Regions from separate parts of the Homo sapiens genome. Here region 1 is linked to region 2. A link is a loop called in an ENCODE intact Hi-C map of the cell type or tissue named here. Cell type or tissue: HCT116. All regions are shown on one strand.

What was found. Peaks named below come from ENCODE experiments on the same cell type or tissue, not always from the same donor. Only the 100,000 strongest peaks of a DNase experiment are listed, where the experiment ranks them.
Region 1: a loop joins it to region 2, with 9 times the contacts of the local background. A loop is called at or near these places in 2 of 110 quality-filtered maps.

What each region holds. Positions count from the first base shown.
Region 1 is chr19:6,044,188-6,052,187 of GRCh38, reverse strand. It overlaps RFX2 (regulatory factor X2), which reads left to right. Exons shown (of 18, transcript NM_000635.4): 2 at 4,684-4,781; 3 at 7,906-7,995. The coding sequence starts at 4,692. Among named protein-coding and RNA genes, the nearest start is that of RFX2-AS1, 14 kb to the left of the region's middle. RefSeq lists a silencer at 3,163-3,282. In HCT116, CTCF peaks have their summits at 3,195 (motif pointing left) and 4,059; DNase peaks (open chromatin) are centred at 3,187 and 4,037.
Region 2 is chr19:6,622,990-6,630,989 of GRCh38, reverse strand. No RefSeq gene overlaps it. Among named protein-coding and RNA genes, the nearest start is that of CD70, 36 kb to the right of the region's middle. In HCT116, no CTCF peak of the experiment used is centred here; no DNase peak of the experiment used is centred here.

The DNA.
Region 1 (8,000 bases), 580 kb after region 2:
ATCAGAGTTTGCAGGCTGAGTGTGGCGCTCACACCTGTAATCCCAGCACTTTGGGAGGCCGAGGTGGGTGGATCAAGAGGTCAGGAGATGGAGACCATCCTGGCTAACAAGGTGAAACCCCGTCTCTACTAAAAATACAAATATTAGCCTGGTGTGATGGCGGGCACCTGTAGTCCCAGCTACTCGGGAGGCTGAGGCAGGAGAATGGCGTGAACCTGGGAGGTGGAGCTTGCAGTGAGCTGAGACTGTGGCACTGCACTCCAGCCTGGGCAACAGAGCGAGACTCCATCTCAAAAAAATAAATAAATAAAAATAAAAGATCAGAGTTTGCACAGTGGATCTCTTTTTATTCTATTACTTTCAACCTATGTGTGCCTTTATTTTTAAGGAGGGTTTCTTTTAGGGACCATATAATGGGATCTTGATTGTTATCCAGGCTGATCATTTCTGCCTTTTCATTCAAGAATTTAGTCTATTTACACTTAATATATTATTAATATGTCTAGATTTAGCAAAGCAATTCTGCCATTTGCTTTCTATTTGTGCCATCTGTTTGTTTGTTTGTTTCTCTGTTCTTTATTTCTTGCCTTTATTTAGATAATCAAATATGTTAAGTAGGATTTCATTTGATTTCTCTATTAGCTTTTTAGCTATACCTTTTTGTATATATATTTTTTTGGTTAGTGGATGCTTCAGAGGTTACAATGTGCATTGTTAATTTATCACAATTTATAGAGTTAACATGTTACTACTTTAGGTAAAATAAAAGAACCTTGAATGTATAACTTAATTTGTCCCCATCCTCTGTGTTACAACTGTCATGGAGAACATCTACATATGATATAAACCCCACAATGGAGTGTTATAAAGTTTTTGTTAAATAGTTTTATGTATTTAAAATAAATTAAGAGAAGAAAAGGAAAAATATAAAATATATAAAAATACGGTTTTTTATAATTACCTGCGTATTTATCATTTTAAGTGATATTTACTCCTAATAGATCCAAATTTACCATCTGGTATTAATTCCTTTCATTCTGAAGAACTTCCATTAGCATTTCTCATGGTAGGCAGAAAATTTTATCAGGTTTTGTTTATGCAAAAAATGTCTTTATTCCACCTTCAGTTTTTAAGAATAGTTTTGCTGGAGATAGAATTCTGGGCTGATAGGGTTTTCCCCCCCAGCATATTAAAAATGTCACTCCATTGTCTTCTGGTTGCCATTGTTATTGATGAGAAGCCAGTCATCATCTGTGCCCTTGTTCTCCGAATATAATATGTAGTTTTTCTCTGACTGCTTCTTTTAACAGTTTAACCATGACATACCTATCTTGGCTTTCTTTGTATTCTTTTTAGGGTTTGTTGAGATTTTTGGACCTCTAAGTTGATATCCATCACCCAATGTAGAGGTGTTTGGCCATTTTTCAATATTTTTTTCTCTTACATTCTCTTTTTCTCTTCTGGGACTCTCGTTACATATATATTAGACAGTTTGTTCTATTCATGTTTCTTCATATATTTTCTCTTCATTCTTCAGATTGGGTAAATGCTTTTTATCTATTGTTAAGTTCACTAACTCTTTCCATTATCTTTAACCAGCTGTTGAGTGCATCCAGTTAAGTTTTTGTTTCAGTTATTGCTCTAGAATTTCTATTTGGTTCTCCTTTTATACTTTGTTTCTTGATTGAGATTCCCATATGTTCATTCATTATGTATATAACTTCCTTTAAGTTCTTGAAGTTATTTTTAGTAGCTGCTTTAGTCCTTGAATGCTATCTGTATCATCTGGGTTATCTTGCGTTTGGTTATAATTAACTGCTTTTCTTTTTTCTTTTTATTTGTTACTCTTTCTTTTGAGTGTATGTTACACTTTCCTGTTTCTTTTCATAGCTCATGGTTTTTACTGGGTCCTGGACATCATTAATGATGTATTGTAGAATCTGTAGGTTCATCTGAGTTCCCCTGAAGGCAAGTGACTTGGCTAGATTCAAACTCTCCCTCCTGCAACAGGCAGCAGCTGAAATCTTCACTTAATTTTTTTATCTTTGCACTGCTGGTTTTTCCCCAAGACCCCTGGTATCTCCCCCACACCTTTGTGGTGTAGTTGCTTAGCCAAAGATTCAGGTGTATTTTGTAGGAAGATTTGAGGGCTCACCCCTTCTGTGGCTCTCTCTCTTCCAGAATCTCCACACCCCAGCATTCAGAACTCTGTCCTCTGACCCTTCAGGATAACGAGGCTGATGCTTTCTGGCACCCAAGCATTTGTGGACTGGGGCATGCCCACAGGCAAAAAGCCACAGACTCATTGGTCTGACCTATAAGACAACACATGGTAAATAGTGTGTTAAATTAGGGGAACAGGCTGGGCACGGTGGCTTATGCCTGTAATCCCAGCACTTTGGGAGGCTGAGGCAGGCAGATCACATGAGGCCAGGAGTTTGAGACCAGCCTGACCAACATGGTGAAGCCCCGTTTCTATAAAAATACAAAAATTAGCCAGGCATGATGGTGGGTGCCTGTAATCTCGTCTATTCAGGGGACTGAGGTGGGAGAATCACTTGAACCCAGGAGGCAGAGCCAAGATCATGCCATTGCACTCCAGCCTGGGTGACAGAGCAAGACTTCGTCTCAAAAAACAATAATAATAATTAATAAAAATAAATTAGGGGAACACATTCATGTGTAAATGCCTGTGATGTGGAACAACTTGCTTTCTGGAAGGTGCATTCTGGCCATGGTGGACAGACCACGGTCTCGCCATTTATCCCCAACACTCTCATGGCCTCTTCTTACTTAAATAAGGTCTGGAGTTTGGAGCAAAATTATTTCCACCTGCGGAACAAGGAACTGGTCTTAGTCAAGTCAGCATTCTGACTTTATCACTGGTGGACTCCTTTCACAAAGAGTTCTAGTCAAATTATCTCCTAGTATCACTGATGCTACCCGCTTGGCTTCAGACGGGAACAGCATGGTGGATGGTGTGCAAATGACTGATTTAAACATTTAAAGGAAACTGTAAATACAAGCAGCTTGTAACAGAAAAATTCCAAAGGTCAGTTCTGTCAAAGACAGAGAGTGAGTTGAGGACTCAGGAAATACACTATGGGAAATTTACAATCTTTTGAAAGAGTAGAAGGTAGGAGGTGCGGGCTGTGTAAGGTTTAGTTAACGCCCCAGCCAATCACCGTGTGGCTCTGGGGCCATCTAGTGGTGAGAAGTGAGTCAGGCTCACACAGAACAGAAAAATCCCCAGGCACTGGCCGTGGGGCTCTGGGTGGCATCGAAGGCGTTTGGGAGGGGACGGGGGCGGGGGCCGGGGAGCGGTGGTGGTCGGGGAATAGTCCCCAACAATACAGATGGGATTAATCCAGCACACTCGAATTCAAACACACATATCCCTTTCTGCTTTCCTTAGGTAAATTAATTTATTGTAAGTTTGACTTTTCATTTTTAAAAAGCTTAAAATTTTTTTCACTCATTATAAGAGATAAAACCTCTGGGGGTGATAGAGAAACGTAAAAGTTCTAGCAAATGTCTATTGTGTTCTGACGATGTCGTGGGCACCGCGATGTATGTCTGAGGTTCAGTCCTCACCACCCCCAGCAGGCAGGAGCCATGGAGACCCCACACTGGGAGGGTGACATGCTCAAAGCTGGTGCCAGGACGGGGGACTGGTGTGCCTGATCACAAAGCCACCTCCCTACCTAAGTGTGTGTACTTAACTATGTCTCAAATGCTCAACATAGCCGATTGTTTATTTAAAAGTGAAGACTGTTCGACTTTTAGCATTTTCATGGAACAAATTTGTATCATCTGCCACGATATTAAATGAGTGGTTTTATATAGAATTGTAAAACTACCTATTTGAAAGATGTATGCCTCTGACAGCAAAGAAATATATGTTTATACTTTCTTGTGGGCAAAGATGGCTTTGAACAGAAGGCAGTTTTTACTTACTGCCAAAATTCGTGAGGACTTTTATCCAGCCCAGGATAAAATGTACTGTTTCTTTGCTCCCTCTGCAGGTCACCTTTTCTCTCCCTAGCCAGTGGTTCTCACACTGCCCTCCAGGGGTCACTTGGCAATATCTGAACACATTTGTGATTGCCACAGCTTGGGGAGGGGGCGCTCCTGGCATGGAATGGGTGGAGGCCAGGGGTGCTGCTCAGCACCCTGCCGTGCCCAGAATGGGCCTCCAACAGCAAAGAAGTATCCAGCTCAAATGTCAACGGTGCCACAGTGGGGAAACCCAGCCTTAGAGTTTCTCCCGTTGTCGTTTGGGGTGCAGTAGCTTCCCAAATGGCAGTCACCCACCCAGAGCTTTTGATTTCTGGGTAAATGAGGAAACAATTGAGCCCTTCAAAATAGTTCAACCTGCTCAGACTTGGGCACAGAGCCAGTGTCCCGGCCTTCTGTTGAGGAATTCCTGCCATTGTGCGCTGACAGAGCCCTTTTTGGGTTTTATATTTGGAAAACTTTCTCTGGCCCCTCTCTCCTTCTGTGGGACAGTTGTGCAGCCTGTTTCCGCAGCTCCTCACTTAGGCAGTACCACCAGGGTCTCTGCCTTTCGACTTTGAAGAATGTAGCTGGTTACTCCTTCCCTCCCTTGAACTTGTTAGTTGCCTCTTCGGATTTCAGTGCTTGCAGCCCTTGCCCACCCAATCTCTCTCCGCCTTTCTTTAGACCTGAGCATGCAGAATTCCGAGGGTGGAGCGGATTCGCCAGCGTCCGTGGCTCTGCGTCCCTCGGCGGCAGCCCCGCCTGTGCCAGCCTCCCCGCAGGTAACGCGCGCCTCTCAGCAACAACAGGGTGGCCACAGTGTGGACGCGATCTCTATGGGTTTGAAAGCTGCTCAGATCTGCAAAGAGAGGAATCTGTATTTTTCTGAATGGACTTCTCAGTCCCAGTGCTGCTGCTGTTGAAATAGGCACAATTTCCTTAACTGTATTTGGCTTTTTCAATATTTGTTAAAAAGATCCCATCAAGGAAACAATGACATGAATGGAAAAGAAACCACTCTCCCAAATCTGACTTGATCTCTTCTTAGCTTTCAGTGGAGGTTTTCTTGTACTTGGAAATGACCCTTTTACACAGAAATGCTTTATTAAGAATTAAGAAGTAAGGCCGGGTGCAGTGGCTCACACAGGTAATCCCAGCACTTTGGGAGACTGAGACTGGCAGATTACTTGAGGCCAGGAGTTTGAGACCAACCTAGGCAACATAGCCAGACCCTTTCTCTAAAAAAAAAAAAAAAAAATTAGCCAAGCGTGGTGGGCTGCACCTGTAGTCCCAGTTCCTTAGGAGGCTGAGATGGGAGGATCACCTGAGCCTGGGAGGTTGAGGCTGCAGTAAGCCATGATTGTGACACTACACTCCAGCCTGGGTGACAGAGACCTTGTCTTTAAGAAATAAAAAATAAAAAATTTAGCCAGGCATAGTGGTGCACGTCCTGTGGTCCCAGCTACTCAGGAGGCTATGGTGGAAGGATTGCTTGAGCCCAGTGGTTTGAGGCTGCAGTGAGCTGTAATCATACCACTGCTCTCCAACCTAAGTGACAAAAAAAAAAAAAAAAAAAAAAAAAAGGCAAAAAGGCAAAAGATGAGTTAGAATTTTTTTTTTTTTTTGGGGGGGGACGGAGTCTCGCTCTGTCGCCCAGGCTGGAGTGCAGTGGCACGATCTCCCAGGTTCAAGTGATTCTCCTGTCTTAGCCTCCCGAGTAGCTGGGATTACAGGCGTGTACTACCACGCCCGGCTAATTTTTGTATTTTTAGTAGAGACGAGGTTTCACCATGTTGGCCAGGCTGGTCTCGAACTCCTGACCTCAGGTGATCTGCCCGCCTCAGCCTCCCAAAGTGCTGGGATTACAGGCGTGAGCCACCACGCCCAGCCTAGATGAGTTAGAATTCTTAAGATTTTGTTCAAAATAGAATCTAGCACCTGAATGAACATATTCTTTAAAATTCGCAGAGAGAGAATTTTCACATTCAGGCTTTCTCTGCTCCTGGATTTCTACCGTGGAATGAAATAAGCCATAAAGAAGACAGAAATACAAAGCGAATGGCACCGGCCACATGAAACAGGCTGGAGGCTCATCACAGTGTGCAGAGGTCCACTGTGGCCGTGTGACCACCTCGATCTGGAATCTAAAAGTTAGGAGCACAGCAAAAAGAAATGATTATGGTTTTAAAACACACAATTCAGGGCCAGGCATGGTGGCACATGCCTGTAATCCCAGCACTTTGGGAGGCCAAGGTGGGTGGATCACCTGAGGTCAGGAGTTTGAGACCAGTCTGAGTAACATGGTGAAACCCTGTGTCTACTAAATACAAAAAATAATAATAATAATAAATTAGCCGAGCATTGTGGCACATGCTTGTAATCCCAGCTACTCGGGAAGCTGAGGCAGGAGAATCGCTTGAACCCAGGAGGCAGAGGTTATAGTGAGCCGAGATCGTGCCATCGCACTTCAGCCTGGGCGACAAGAGCAAAAATCCGTCCCAAAAAACACAAAAAAACAAAAACAAAAAAACACAATTCCGCAAAAACAAAAAGGCAGACAGTGAAGCGGTTTATTTGATGTAGTGTGTATGGTCAGACATCTTTAGCTTTTATTTCTTGCACATATGGCAGTGGGGAGGGCGTCTTGGAAGCCCATCTGAGGTGAGGATCAGACGCCGTCGCCCTGCCAGCAGTTGTGGCCTAATTGATATGTTTCCGTGCCCACTTGAAATTGTCCAAGAGGAGTCAGCCCTCAGGTCTTCCTGCCAAGCCCCTCTCTCAGGCTCTCCCAGGCCTAGGTGGACTCTGCCTTCCTCTGCAGCAGCCACCATGGACAGGTCTCAGTGCCACTCACGGCCACCATGTGTGTCCCAGGTTTCATCACTGTGGTCCCTCTCTGAGGACTTGCCAGGACCCTGTGAATTCTCCAAGCACACGGCGCCCAGCTCACCTGGAATCAGAATGCCCTTGCGCTGGCATCCTTATTAGCACCATCTTCATCCTTAGCTCCACTCCTGCAACACAGGGGATGGCGTGTCCTCACCCATCACCCCTCGTGATGTATATATGGCAGTCACTGCTACCTGTGACATTCAGGGTTCATGCCGGGAAATCACAGCACTGCAGCCAATGACTCCGAAAGCCCCAGCTCTCAATAAACACACAAAACACTCCTGTTCCTCCCTCGACTCGAGTTCACTTTGACCCTTCCCATTTTGATAGCTTTGTGTGGCCAATCGGTACTCCCAGAAAAATAGCAAAGCCACACTGTGCAGATTTGACTTAGGAGGCTGGAGAGCAGTGGGGTCAGAGAGCGAGGGACCCAGACACAGGGCACCTGGACTCGAGTATTCTGTAGCCAGAGGCAGCACTTGAGCCCTCTGGCTTCATTAACCTCATCAGAAAATGGAAACAAGTCCGGGTTATACTGCAGAAGCGAGGGGCGCCACAGAGTGCTCTCCCACGCAGTGGTGCGGATGGCTATCCAGAGGGCCCCAGCAGTCCCCTCTGTACTAGGGACGATCAGTGTCACCTTGCTGCAGACTACAGACCCACAGAGGCAAAGCTGCCTGGGCGGGTGAAGGTGCATGTGCTTCCGTGTATGTGTGTGTGCATACGTGTGTGTGTGCCCACAATTCGTGCATATGTGTGGTGCATGGGCTGAGTGTATGTGCACACTTGTGTATGTATGTGCATTGTTTGTGTGCCTGCACGTACCTGCCGTGTGTCTGCCCAGGTCGGTGTGAGTGTGCAAGTCTGACCATCACCCCGCCGTCGCCTCTGATCAGTCCTGCCTATGTTTTAATAAAAAGCACATGAACAGACAAACAGCATCTTACATTCTGTGTGTATCCTCAGCACTGACCTCTGACAAGTCTAACTGGCCTTCTCTCCCTTCCCTTTTAGAGGGTGTTGGTCCAGGCAGCCAGCTCCAATCCCAAAGGGGCCCAGATGCAGCCGATCTCCCTCCCCAGAGTTCAGCAGGTACCCCAGCAGGTAAT
Region 2 (8,000 bases):
AAAGAAAGAAAGAAAGAAAGAAAGAAAGAAGGAAGGAAATGTGATGCTTTGATACACCTATATGCTAAAATTATCACCACAGTCATATCTCGCTGTGGTTTTAATTTGCATTTCCCTGATGATTAATGACGTTGGGCATGTTTTCACACACCTGTTAGCCATTCGTGTGTCTTCTTTTGAGGAATGCCTATTAAGATCATTCGCCCATTTTTAAATTGAGCTATTTGTTATGTTGCTGTTGAGTTATATGAGCTCTTTATATATTTTAGAGATCTCAACCCCTTATCAGATATATGGCTTACAAATATTTTCTCTCCATCCATACGTTGCCTTTTAATTTCCTTGATTGCTTCCTTTGCTTGGCAGAAGCTCTTTAGTCTGTTGCAATTCCACTTATTTTTGCTTTTGTTCTCTGTGCTTTTGGTGTCAAATCCAAAAAATCATCACCAAGGCTGGGTGTGGGGGCTCACACCTGTAATCCCAGCACTTTGGGAGACCAAGGCAGGCGGATCATGTGGGATGGAGTTCCATGTACCCAGGCTTTTAGGCTGCTGTTCTTTTTTGTTATGTTTTGTTTTGTTTTGTTTTGTTTGTTTGTTTGTTTGTTTGTTTGTTTTTGAGACGGAGTCTTGCTCTGTCGCCCAGGCTGGAGTGCAGTGGTGCGATCTCGGCTCACCTCAAGCTCCACCTCCCAGGTTCATGCCATTCTCCTGCCTTAGCCTCCTGAGTAGCTGGGATTACAGGCGTTCGCCAACACACCTGGCTAATTATTTTGTATTTTTTTAGTAGAGATGGGGTTTCACCATGTTAGCCAGGATAGTCTCAATCTCCTGACTTCGTGTTCGGCCCGCCTCGGCCTCCCAGAGTGCTGGGATTACAGGCGTGAGCCACTGCGCCCAGCCTGGGCTGCTGTTCTAAGCAGGGTTCAGCCTGGTTAATACGTGATGTTCTTCTGTTTGACCCCAATGTTTAAAGGTTTGACTTCTAAAAATCAAACTGCCGGGCCGGGCGCAGTGGCTCACGCCTGCAATCCCAGCACTTTGGGAGGCTGAGGTGGGCGGATCACGAGGTCAGGAGATCGAGACCATCCTGGCTAACATGGTGAAACCCCATCTCTACTAAAAATACAAAAAATTGGCCTGGCGTGGTGGTGGGCGCCTGTAGTCCCAGCTACTCGGGAGGCTGAGGCAGGAGAATGGTGTGAACCCAGGAGGCGGAGCTCTCAGTGAGCCGAGATCGCGCCACTGAACTCCAGCCTGGGCGACAGTGCGAGACTCCCGTCTTAAAAAAAAAAAAAATCAAACTGCCGTGGAAACTACTTTACCCGAAATTTTGGCTCACAGCTGATATGTTTTGGCTCTGTGTCCCCACCATAATCTCATCTCGAATTGTAATCCCCCCATGTCAAGGGAGGGACCTAGAGGGAGGTGATTGGATCATGGGGGCAGTTGCCCCCATGCTGTTCTCATGACAGGATCTGATGGTTTTAAAAGTGGCAGTTCCCCCTGTCTCTCTGTCTCTCTCTCTGTCTCTGTTTCTTCTCCTGCTGCCATGTAAGACATGCCTGGCTTCCCATTCGCCTTCCACCATGATTGTAAGTTTCCTGAGGCCTCCCAGCCATGTGGAACTGTGAGTCAATTAAACCCCCTTTCTTTGTAAATTACACAGTCTCAGGCAATATCTTTATAGCCGTGTGAGGACAGACGAATACAACAGTCTTCATGGGATTACCTATCAGAGCAGACAAAATGCAGCCATGTGAACACGTTCATAGATAGGTGAGTTTGTATTACTATCTCATGACTAGAATTCCTTTTTTTTTTTTTTTTTTGAGATGGAGTCTTGCTCTGTCGCCCAGCCTGGAGTGCAGTGGCATAATCTTGGCTCACTGCGATCTCCACCTCCCAGGTTCAAGCAATTCTCCTGCCTCAGCCTCCCAAGTGGCTGGGACTACAGGCGCCTGACACCACACCTGGCTAATTTTTGTATTTTTAGTAGAGATGGAGTTTCACCGTGTTGGCCAGGCTGGTCTCAAACTCTTGACCTCAGGTGATCTGCCTGCCTCAGCCTCCCAACTAGAATTCCAAAGTAAAAGCTATTGGATCTTTGTTTCTGTGTGTGAGTACATATTTAGATGTGTGTATATGTATGTATATTTATTGTTATATGTTATGCCTACCAATTTGGCTTATAAATAAAAGAGTGCTCATTAATTAAGTCCAAAGTATTTTTCAAGTTTATATGACTTAAGTAAGTCTTTAATGAGCAAGCTTTTTTTTTTTTTTTTTTTGAAATAGAGTCTCATTCTGTCGCCCAGGCTGGAGTGCAGTGGCATGATCTCCACTCACTGCCACCTCCACCTCCTGGGTTCAAGCGATTCTCAAGTCTCAGCCTCCTGAGTGGCTGGGACTGCAGTTGTGTGCAATTATGCCTGGCTAATTTATGTATTTTTTTTTAGTAGAGATGGAGTTTCTCCATGTTGGTCAGGCTGATCTTGAGCTCTTGACCTCAAGTGATCCACCTGCCTCAGCCTCCCAAAGTGCTGGGATTACAGGCATGAGCCACTGTACCTGGCCAACAAGGTGGTTTTTAAATTATTGGTAAAATAGGAATAGAAATGTCTTCAGAATTGTCAGCATACATTTTTCTCTGGGTTTCATATTTGTCTCTTCTAGATATTTTGAGGTATCAGGGTTTGGCATAGAAGGTTATCAAACCATAAACCCAGCCAAAACAAAATGATCTTTTTGTGTTTTTTTTTATATAAGTAAGACTATTTAATGTTATTGGTTTAATGAAAACACCTGAGTCTACTGAGTTATTGGTGAAAATGCCCATGCAGTTAACTTTAAGGTTCTTATTTAGGTGAACATCTGATATTCACAAGTTATAAAAGGGTTAACAAGAAAATAATGTGTAAATAATCTATATAAACTGCTAAAAATAAAGTGTAAATGGGTTAAGTGCTGCAGGTGAACTTATTGTGTAACTTAAAATCTTAAAATTATGTTTAAGAATAATATTTAAAATTATGCTTATTAGATGTCTGGGTCATTTCTAATTAAGGAAGGGTTATGATATGGGGAAATATGTTTCTAAAAATTATGGAAGAGTTCTCATTATAAAATGCTAATATCTGATAGGTAGCTCAGGATTTCTTTCTTCCTAGGTTTTCACTAAAATTTGAGGTTACTAAGGATAAGAATTCTAGTTAATATATAATTCTGCATATAAAATATGCCAAAGAAGAGATGTTCTTATTGAGAAAAAAATTATTATCAAATTCAGAAGTTATCTAAAGGTTAATTCAAATTATGGACTTGAAAAGAAAGGAACCAATAAGTAAAGGAGTGAGATGTGAAGAAAATTATGGATATGAAGATGTATTTTTGGTAAGGAAGGTTATAAAGAAAGAATAATTTTGTCGGGTGCGGTGGCTCACGCCTGTAATCCCAGCACTTTGGGAGGCCAAGATGGGCGGATCACGAGGTCAGGAGATCAAGACCATCCTGGCTAACACAGCGAAACCCTATCTCTACTAAAAACACACAAAAAAATTAGCCGGGCATGGTGGTGGGCGATTGTAGTCCCAGCTACTTGGGAGGCTGAGGTAGGAGAATGGCATGAACCCAGGAGGTGGAACTTGAAGTGAGCCAAGATCACACCACTGCACTCCAGCCTGGGCGACAGAGAGAGACTCCGTCTCAAGAAAAAAAAAAAAAAGGAATAATTTTATATGAGAAAGGATCTTGTATGGTGAATTTTTGTCTTAAAGTAAAATGACTGGGAAGGAAGGAAGAAAGGAAGGAAGGAAGGAAAGAAGGAAAGAAGACAATGGGAGGGGATGCAAGGGAGGGGGAGACAGAGAGAGAAAGAAAAAAGAAAGAGGAAAGGAAGAAAGAAAAGAGAGAAAGAAAGAGAAAAAAGAAAAGAAAGAGAAAGAAAGAAAGGAAGGAGGGAGGCAGGGGAAAGAAGGAAGGAAGGAAGAAAGGAAGGGGGAAGGAAGGAAGGAAGGGAGGGAATAAGAAAATAAATTTAGAACAAACTGAAGGTTCAAGCATGTCATAGATGGTCTGTGTATGTCATATGTAGTTTTTTTCCTCTCTCTCTGTATGTCTGCCTTTATGCATACACAGAGAAAACAAAGTTTAAAATATTTAGATGTAGAATATCCTTTAAAACCTGATAGAAAATTGGAGAAGTTTGGCTAATTAATGTTGTTCATAGTTAAAGCTCTTAGTCTTGATGAAGGAAAATTAAGAAATATTGTAAAGAAATACATTGGCAATTTGGCAATCCGTTTTTCATATAGTTAAGTATGAATCCAGATTTTCTGTGAAGCCAAATTTTCTGTAAAGACTTGCTTTGCTTCTCACTGTATTTGTTCTTCTGCATAGATAGCACTAGCACTAAAGTACTTACTGATCATGAGCCTAAAGTGAATTTCTTAATTGCACAAAACATACAGTGGTATTGGTGGACTTAAAGACATTAAATTGTGTGTCAGAAACAAAATATTCATCACGTGGGTTTGTTTTGGGGTATTTTTTGTTTGTTTTGTTTGTTTGTTTGTTTGTTTGAGACAGAGTTTCTGTCACCCAGGCTGGAGTGCACTGTCACCACCTTGGCTCACTGCAACCTCCACCTCCTGGATTCAAGCAATTCTTATGCCTCAGTCTCCCGAGTAACTGGAATTACAGGCACATGCCACCATACCCAGCTAATTTTTGTATTTTTAGTACAGATGGGGTTGCACCATGTTGTCCAGGCTGGTCTCGAACTCCTGACTTCAAGTGATCTGCCTGCCTCAGCCTCCCAAAGTGCTGGGAATACAGGCATGAGCCACCATGCGTGGCCTGCATTTACTATTTTTTTTTTTAATGATGGGGAAAAAGGTAGTTGTCTTACTTTGATAAGTTTGACTTAGCACCTACCACATTTTTTATGCTTTTGGTCACAGTTCTGTCACTAGAATGCTAGCAATTGGACATATGCAATGAGTAACCTGATTACTTTAATACAGTGGTTTGAAGTGCTGCAAGCAGTAACTCCTAGACACCAAATCACAGCGTTTCAATGTGTGGCATGTTAGAATGACAGGCCTTTTGGTAGTATAAATACCCTATTAACTAATCCTTGTGCTGTTAAGTTTCACAACTTTGACTCCTGGGTCTGAAAAAGGCACTGACCCCTGCTAAGTCTTGAACATCAAAACCAGTGGAAGTCTTGTCTTCAGATCCAGGGAAAAATGACAATCAAAATGAACTGTTTTCATGAGACACAGGGCTAGAAATTAAAACTATTCAGCCAGGTGCGGTGGCTCACACCCGTAATCCCAGCACTTTGGGAGGCTGAGGTGGGTGGATCACGAGGGCAAGAGATCGAGACCATCCTGGCCAACATGGTTAAATCTCGTCTCTACTAAAAATACAAAAATTAGCCAGGAGTGGTGGCGGGTGCCTGTAGTCCCAGCTATTCAGGAGGCTGAGGTAGGAGAATCGCTTGAACTGGGGAGGCAGAGGTTGCAATGAGCCAATATTGTGCCACTGCATTCTAGCCTGGCAACAGAGCGAGACTCTGTCTCAAAAAAAAAAAAAGAAAAAAAACCAAAACTATTCAATCCCTCTAGGCCCAGGAACTATCACGGATGAGGTGGGTGTGTGAGATTATAAGGGCCAATTTTGAGGGATAAAATTAGTTCAGAGTTTTTCTTATAAATTAAACGTTAATATCAAAAGCACACTGATGCAAGGTGAGGGTCTGAGCCCATGTGTCAGGAGTAAGGGTTTTTGTGGAGCATTGATCTGTTCTTTTTAATAGAAAATCATGAAAGCTTATAAAAAGTTTATCAAAATCTTACCCTATGGTCAAACCAATGAAAATTAGATAGATTTATTGATAAAGTTTTATTAAAATTATCTTTAACATTAATAAATACACCATATAAAGGTAAAATTTGGGTTTTCTCTTTTGAACAAAATTTGTATAATATTAATAAGAGAGAAAATAGTTTTGTTTAAGTAAACTGGAGGGAAAAAATGGATTGGAGAGGGACAGATTTGTTTGGTCTCATGCTGTCTTATTGTTTGAGAAACTGTATCTCCTATTAAAAGGTAAATATTTTTGTTTTATCATTTTGGCTAAATAAATGACTTGTGTTTTCCTTTTTTTCTTTTTTTTTTTTTTTGGGACAGAATTTCATTCTTGTCGCCCAGGCTGGAGTGCAGTGGCCCAATCTCAGCTCACTGCAACCTCTGCCTCCAGGTTCAAGCAGTTCTCCTGCCTCAGCCTCTCAAGTAGCTGGGATTAACAGGCACGTGCCACCACACCTGGCTAATTTTTGTATTTTTAGTAGAGACGCGGTTTTACAATGTTGGCCAGGCTGGTCTTGAACACCTGACCTCAGATGATCTGCCTGCCTTGGCCTCCCAAAGTGCTGGGATTACAGGTGTGAGCCACTGCACCCGGCCATAAATGACTATTTTATTGTGACCTGTGATCATGTTTTGTGATATCAAGTGTTTTAAAATTTTTGTAATTGGCAAAATTTCTAGGAGCACAATTTAAAGGTCTAAATTCAGTCTTTTTGACCTCAAACTAACTTTTTTGGATATTAGGTTCCCTCAAGTCCAAGAGAGATATCTTAGGTTAATTTGTTATTTTAGAATCATGCAGGAAACATTGTCAGATCCAAGGTGGTGTTTAGCTTCCTTCGGGTTATATTTTATTTTTGAGATGGAGTCTCACTCTGTCGCCCAGACTGGAGTACAGTGGCTCAATCTTGGCTCACTGCAACCTCTGCCTCCCAGGTTCAAGCAATTCTTCTGCCTCACCCTCCCAAGTAGCTGAGATTACAGGCACGTGCCACCATGCCCGGCTAATTTTTGTATTTTTAGTAGAGACAGGGTTTCACCATACTGGCCAGGCTGGTCTCAAACTCCTGACCTCGTGATCCGCCTGCCTCGGCCTCCCAGAGTGCTGGGATTACAGGCGTGAGCCACCACGCCTGGCCCTTAGGGTTATATTTATATAGATGAGTTGTTAATATATGTTCTAGGATTGTATGAGATTCCTAAAATTCTGATATGTCAATGTGTTTCTTGGCATAATTTGAGTAAGAACCTATTTTCTTTTATAATGGAACAGTGTGAGGTTCCAGCAAGGCCAATTTAGAAGGATCTATGTGGACAATGATTTTTGCTGCACTTTTTGGGGGTAATCAGGCCAAGTATATGGGACCAAAGCTTTTTTATTTTTTATTTTTTAGACAGAGTCTCACTCTGTCACCCAGACTGGCTCACTGCAACCTCCATCTCCTGGGTCTCCAACTCCTGGCCTCAAGTGATCCACCTGCCTTGGCCTCCCAAACTGCTGGGATTACAGGCAGAAGCCACCATGCCCAGCCATGGACTGAAGCTTATTTTGCAGGTAGGTTCATCCTGCTTTGACTTGTCTTTGGTGGGGGCAGTGGTGGCTGGACAGAGAATGATTGTGTTTCAGAAGGTGGCCACATGGTCACCTCCTCAGCATGAAGCAGCCAGAAAGATCAATGGTCAGATTCCCCATGATTAAAAAAATTGATAAATAGAGGGGACTGAAACTGACCCAATAGTCCCATAGACTGTTTTGTTTTTGATAAATAGAAATGGACACTTCCAGTCTTAAACCTTGAAACTTATGTTTGTTTTATCTGAATTTCTTCTTCTTCAAGAAGGAACCTCCCCACCCCAACCCAGGCATCTCAAAAAATATCAAAGAACTGAAACTCACCAGATCATCACATCCAGACCCCTCATTCATCACGATTACTTCCTTATGCCTCCCAAGTTCCCATTTTCCCACACATCATTACATTTCTTCCCAGCTACATAAACCCCTAATTTTAGTCAGTCAAGGGGATGGATTCAAGACTGATCTCCCACCTCCTCAGCTGCAGCACCCAATTAAAGCCTTCTTCCCTGGCAATACTCATCACCTCAGCCATTGGCTTTCTGTGTGGC